Linked DNA regions of Mus musculus: region 2 is linked to region 1. Evidence: chromatin loops called from intact Hi-C (ENCODE). Cell type or tissue: left cerebral cortex. All regions are shown on one strand. Links, peaks and the distances in the headings refer to the core of each region. The heading gives the core; the rest is flanking DNA. Region 1 holds the start of Cth (cystathionase (cystathionine gamma-lyase)). Region 2 has its middle 48 kb from the start of Cth.

Region 1 (2,911 bases), core at 191-2,690:
ACCCCTGAAAAGGGTTGTTCCACTCCCAAAGGGGTCACAGCCCAGAGGTTGAGAACTGCTGGCTTAGATGATGAAATGGCTTGAACTATTACATAGCTCAGTTACAGTGCAGCACCATGGAGTCAGTTGCAGAAGGGAGGGGTTCAAGATAAATTAAATCTTATAACCCTATTATCTCAGCTATCTCAGTTTGAACACTTGAGACCTTAGTTCAGGCTAGGATCCTTCTTGTTAACCTTCAGTGAGACTCTACATGTAACACACATAGATTTTAAGTACGCACTTGGTACATAAATACACATTAGCTATTAACTGAACATACCGACTGAAACTAATCTTAATTCTAGGATTTTCATTGTTTAGTGTGTGAGAGAGAGGAGAAAGAGAAAGAGACTGAGGGGGGAGGGAGGAAGAGAAGGACAGGGAGAGAGGGACGGAGTGGGTGAAAGAGACTGGGGACAGAGAGAAGAGAGGGAGGGGGGAGAGAAGGAGAGAGAGGGAGAGTGCAAGCCTTTGGGTGCATCAAAGAACAACTAAGGTGGTGGTTCATGCCTTTAATCCCAGCACTTGGGAGGCAGAGGCAGGCGGATTTCTGAGTTCGAGGCCAGCCTGGTCTACAAAGTGAGTTCCAGGACAGCCAGGGCTACACTGAGAAACCCTGTCTCAAAAACAAACAAACAAACAACAAAAAAAAAACAACTACAGGAGTTGGTTCTCTCCTTCCATCCTATAGATTATGGGATTGAATTATAGTAGTCAGGTCTGGTGACAAGCACCTTTATATACCTGCTGTAATAAACACCATGCCCAAACCAACTTGGGGAGGAAAGAGTTTTTTATTTTACTTCCATTTAACAGTTCACCATGGAAAGCAGTTAGGACAGGAACCTGGAGGCAAGAACTAATGCAGAGGCCACGGAGAGGTGGCTTCTTACTGGCTCGTTCACCCAACTTCTTATAGAACGCAGGGCCACTAGCCTGGGGGGGGGGGGCACCCACCATGGACTTATCCTCCCCCATCAATCTCTAATTAAGAAAATGCCTGCTTGCAGCCTGATCTACTGGAGGCATTGTCTCAATCGAGGTCCCCTCCTCTCTCGCTTGAGTCAAGTTGATATAAAACTAGTCAGCACGACTGCTGAGCCATTTCACCAGCCCAAGAGCCTTCATTTTTCAAAGTAGGACTGGCTGCAGGTAGCTTCGATGCTACAGAATTCAACAACTTACAGTTCTGGTTTTTAACTGAAAATCGCAGAGAGCGCATGTCCCGAGCGCTCCCACAGTCAGCCCAGCCCTGCCCGGCTGCTTACCGAGGACTGGCCCGGGAAGTCCTGCTTAAATGTGGTGGCCAACGAAATGGGCAGCACCACGGCACGAGAATTCCATTGCTCAGGCTCTTGTCCCACGTGGATGGCCTGAGTGGCGAAATGCTGGAAACTAGGCAGGAAGCCGCTCAAAGAGGCGTCCTTCTGCATGCTGGGGCAGGAGTGCGAGGTGTTGCTTTGGCTAAAACCTTCTGGACTTTGGCGCTTATATCCAGGGTGGGGAGGGGCCGACGCAACCAATCATCGCTGGTCCCTAGGCAGCGGCCCTGCTTATTGGTCGGCAGTGGAGGTGTTGCCCCGATCGTTCCTGCCCCGCCTCCCAGTGGCACAGAGCAGTGCCCACGTGGGACACCTCAGCACTGAGGTGCAGCACTCAGCCCAGAGATCCCCTTTGTCTGCAGGATAGGGACGCAACCTCCAGCAGCCTCGCGTGGCCCCAGAGTTCCGGCAAGGGTCACGCAGGCAGGTGCTTCCCTCGGATCTGAGGACCGCCACAGCTGTGCCACCAGCGCCCGCGTCTCTACTCTGGCCAAGATCAGGCCTTAAGGCCCAAGCTTTGCTCCCAAAAAGACGTAGCTTTGACCTAATTTTACACCTTGTCCGAGAACTGGGGAATTTAAGGAGTTTCTGTACCTGGGAAGTCGAACCTAAAACTTTGTTTTTTTTTTTGTTTTTTTTTTTTAAGATTTATTTATATTTACTTATTATTATATGTAAGTACACTGTAGCTGTCTTCAGACACACCAGAAGAGGGAGTCAGATCTCGTTACGGATGGTTGTGAGCCACCATGTGGTTGCCGGGATTTGAACTCAGGACCTTCAGAAGAGCAGTCGGGTGCTCTTACCTGTTGAGCCATCTCACCAGCCCGAACCTAAAACTTTGAAACACTGTTGAACGAATTTGGAAGGTGTTAAGGAATAAACAACTGATTTTAAAAGCTACGGTTTGGAAAAGCTACGAAGAGCAAACACAATCAGTATGCTTTTCAAATTAGCTCCAGACACAATCACCTTCCAGAACCAAGTGTACACTGCCAGAGGCACAGGGGAAGCGGGTAGCCTCTGAAACACTAACGGGTTACCATGCTTGCTTGATTAGTATTTCTCCTTTTAAAGTATGTTCTCAGCCTGAGTATATTTTAACGATGTGTTTGTGTGTGTGTGTGTGTGTGTGTGTGTGTGTGTGTGTGTATTGCACCACATGCATACTTGATGTCTACAGAGGTCAGAAAGGCTGTTGGATTCCCCTGGAACTGCATTTGGAAACAGATGTGATCTGCGTGTGGGAGAGAAAGCCAAGCCCTGGTGCTCTGGAACCAATGCTCCTGCGGGCAATGCTCTTGCTCCCTGAGCCATCTCTAAAGACGTAAGTACATTTTGATGAGATCACAGAAAACACCGAGGAGTAGAAGGGCCTGAAACAGTTCTGAGTCCAGTTCTAAGTACAGTTGGTAAGCCCTGGGTTATACAAACATGGATGTTTTCTATTTGTTTGTATACTTGTCTGTTTATCGTATTTGAGAGTGCAGAGGAATGTGTGGCACACCCATAGAGGTCAGAGGACAGTCTTCCACCTCCCTGTTGAC
Region 2 (2,911 bases), core at 154-2,653, 48 kb before region 1:
GTCCGAAACTGTAGTGCGCTCAAAATCGCCTAAAGTGCTTTTTAAATTCCGCACTACAAAGCCTCCCCTTCAGGGGAGGTATGGAGGCATCTGAATATCTCCATGTGTTTCACACAGTGCCTCGTCAGCAAAGACTGATAAGCGTTGCCTCAAAGCAATCGTAGGGTATCCATGCCTTAGTTCTTTATTTTACAAAGAGACAGAGCTTAGTCAATCTTAGTTCTGGGAAGTGTATTGAGCCTTTCCTCTGGATCGTTCCCACCACATCCCATACTAAATGTAAAATGTGCCTGGCATTTGTGCGAAGCAGCTCGACAGTGAAGACGTTAGAGGCACTGCCTTAAGAGCTGTAGAAGCTGCAGATGCACCCTGCAGAGCTAACAGGCTGAATCTCTTCCTCCTTCTCCTCCCTTTCACCTATTTGCTAGAACATATTCTCATGATTCTTCATTGTAAAATAAAAGCCATGAGAGGGGGAAAAGGACACCTCACACACTTAGACGTGCATAGTATCTGCCCCTTCATTCAAAATGCAATTTGACCAAGTGCACAGCACTTGGTTGAAAGTTATTTTTCCTTAAACGTCTCATGGTAAAGTCATCTACCCTCCCAAAACAATTTCTGGCACATATTGATTAAAGCATGCATACCTAGATGGGTGGATGGATGAGTGGATGGATGGATGGATGGATGGATGGATGGATGGATGGATGGGTGAATGAATGATTGAATGAATGAGATGTATTGCTTCCGGTCTGTCTGCTGCTTAGCTCTGTCTTCACCTTCACTCCGCTCTGTCTTTCCTTTCAGGGTTGAATCTCACTGACTCTCAGAAACAGCCTGTGCTTGTGGGACGTGGAAAGTCATTGAGGTTCTCAGAACACAATTTCCTCAACTCACAGCCTCAGCTTCACCTGGGCACTTGGCCCAGATGCAAAGGTTGGCCTTCGTTCCAAGCGAGTTTCAATCCCTTGGGGTGATGCTAATGGACTCTGTGATAGGGCTGCCCCTGGCAAGCTTTACTTAGGGAAGATCTGGGTCTGGTGCCAAGAGGGTATATCTGCAGCTGCTACTGTGCTGACCGTTGTCTGCTGTGATGACCGGGTAGCGCTGTCTCACTGTCCCTTTAAGTTCCGGCTGTTGGATGACTATTTTGGTTTCATGTTCCTTCCTTTCCATAAACTCCCATGGTCTGAAGCCACCTAAACATATCTCCGTTTGTGCTTTCTGGAAGAACCTAACAGCACAGAGTGAAATGACAAGTACTTTTCCATGGTTCTCCCCATTTGAGTAATTTAACAATGCCAACCCTAAACAAGTGGGGCACAGCGCTTAAAAAACAGCCCAGTGCTTCTGGCTGTCGACTCTTCCTTTAAGGACCACTAGGTGTCGCTTTCTGCTGATTAAGAGACTCTCCTTTGTGTCTAAGGTTGGAGTTTGGCTTCCTGTGAACCCAAGAGTGATGTTCTTGTGTTTTGAGAACTAGCTCAACTTGTTTTTCTTTTCTCTTCTTTTCTTTTCTCTTCTCTTCTTTTCTTTTCTCTTCTCTTCTTTTCTTTTCTTTTTCTCTTTTTCCTGGAAAAGAGTTAACGTTGTTCTCCACCCTGACAGAAGTTGCATTTATCTTTACTTTGTCCTGAGGGAAGTCTGACAACTGGATCCAGCACAATATTTTGTGTTTAGGGTTCCAGTAGCTAACTCTACAGCTCAGAGGACATGAGATTCCTTGCAGGAAAACTCAATAGAATGGATCACACTTAGCCATGGATCCTGAAAACAAATACCTCGAGATCAGAGAAGTAACAACTGTGCAAGTTTTGTCATCTTGTAGAAGTGCTGGTTTCACGGATTATCCAAATCAGTATTTCCTTGATCACCAGATAACCTTTTCTTATTGGAGAAGATTTTCAAAAGATTTGTCTTCAAAGTGTCTTGTGTATCTAATCTTTCCTCACCCTTTGAGAGCCAGGTCCAGCTTCACCACTCTGTCAAAGCCTCAGCAAAACTCGTTCTATCCTTAACTCCTCCATGTTCTGTCCTTGCTCTTACCATGTAACTTCCTGTAAGTTATGAGAGGGACTACGCCTTGTATGAGAGGGTATAGGCACCAGATGAATGATCCACTATTAAAGTTTTTATTGTAAATATGAGAGATACAGAGAGAGACCAAAGGCATCTGGAAAAGAATAGAGAGAGAAAGAAGTAGACTGAACATAGCCTGGGCTATGGAAGCAGAGGGGTAAAAAGAATACTGGAGAAAGAAAGTTAGTAAAAGATAGAGAATAGAGCAGAGAGAATGCAAAAATAAGAGGCAGAAAGACTGAGAATAACAGGGACTAACTAGCAGATTATAAAGAGGATGAACAGCTGAAGGGAGGCAATGGAGACTTTGCTCAAGGGAGCCTGGAAGTAAGCAGCCACTTACCAAGGGTAAGTGTCAGTCAAGCCAAAGGTCCCTTCTACCAGAGGTAAAGGAAATGACTCCTTTGGGCACATGGAACCAGTTTCACAAGTTCCTGAGTGAACTCTGGGTTTTATCTAACCACCAGAAATCCTCCTATAGTCCAGGTTGAACTCATTTCAGGATATTTCTGAGGCCTGAGACATAACAATTCCCACACTGAGTTTCTACAGTAAATGCTTCTATTAGACACAATGGACTGCCCAGAACACAGCAGCAGATGACCAATGACCACCTTCTGGACAAAGAACTTGTTTTGTTTTCCTTATTTTAAGTAAAAGGAAAGCAAAATTTTTATATCAGTCAGGGTTCTCTAGGAGAACAGAACTGATAGAGTGAAAACATATTAGAGAGGCTTACAGGCTGTGGTCCAGCTAGTCCCACAGTGGCTGTCTACCAACAGAAAGGCCAAGAATCCAGTACTGTTCTATCCACAAAACTGGATGTCTC

Evidence for each region. Hi-C counts contacts between places; a loop is a spot of excess contacts. Peaks named below come from ENCODE experiments on the same cell type or tissue, not always from the same donor. Only the 100,000 strongest peaks of a DNase experiment are listed, where the experiment ranks them.
Region 2: a loop joins it to region 1, with 2.1 times the contacts of the local background. A loop is called at or near these places in 4 of 42 quality-filtered maps.

The regions. Positions count from the first base shown.
Region 1 is chr3:157,923,556-157,926,466 of GRCm38, forward strand. It overlaps Cth (cystathionase (cystathionine gamma-lyase)), which reads right to left and starts at 1,508. Exons shown (of 12, transcript NM_145953.2): 1 at 1,311-1,508. The coding sequence starts at 1,475. It overlaps 1810013D15Rik (a long non-coding RNA gene), which reads left to right and starts at 1,653. Exons shown (of 6, transcript XR_867796.2): 1 at 1,653-1,791; 2 at 2,548-2,691. In left cerebral cortex, for the core only: no CTCF peak of the experiment used is centred there; a DNase peak (open chromatin) is centred at 1,574; H3K4me3 peaks cover 1,260 bases; H3K27ac peaks cover 295 bases.
Region 2 is chr3:157,875,593-157,878,503 of GRCm38, forward strand. No RefSeq gene overlaps it. Among named protein-coding and RNA genes, the nearest start is that of Cth, 48 kb to the right of the region's middle. In left cerebral cortex, for the core only: a CTCF peak has its summit at 1,379 (motif pointing right); a DNase peak (open chromatin) is centred at 1,381.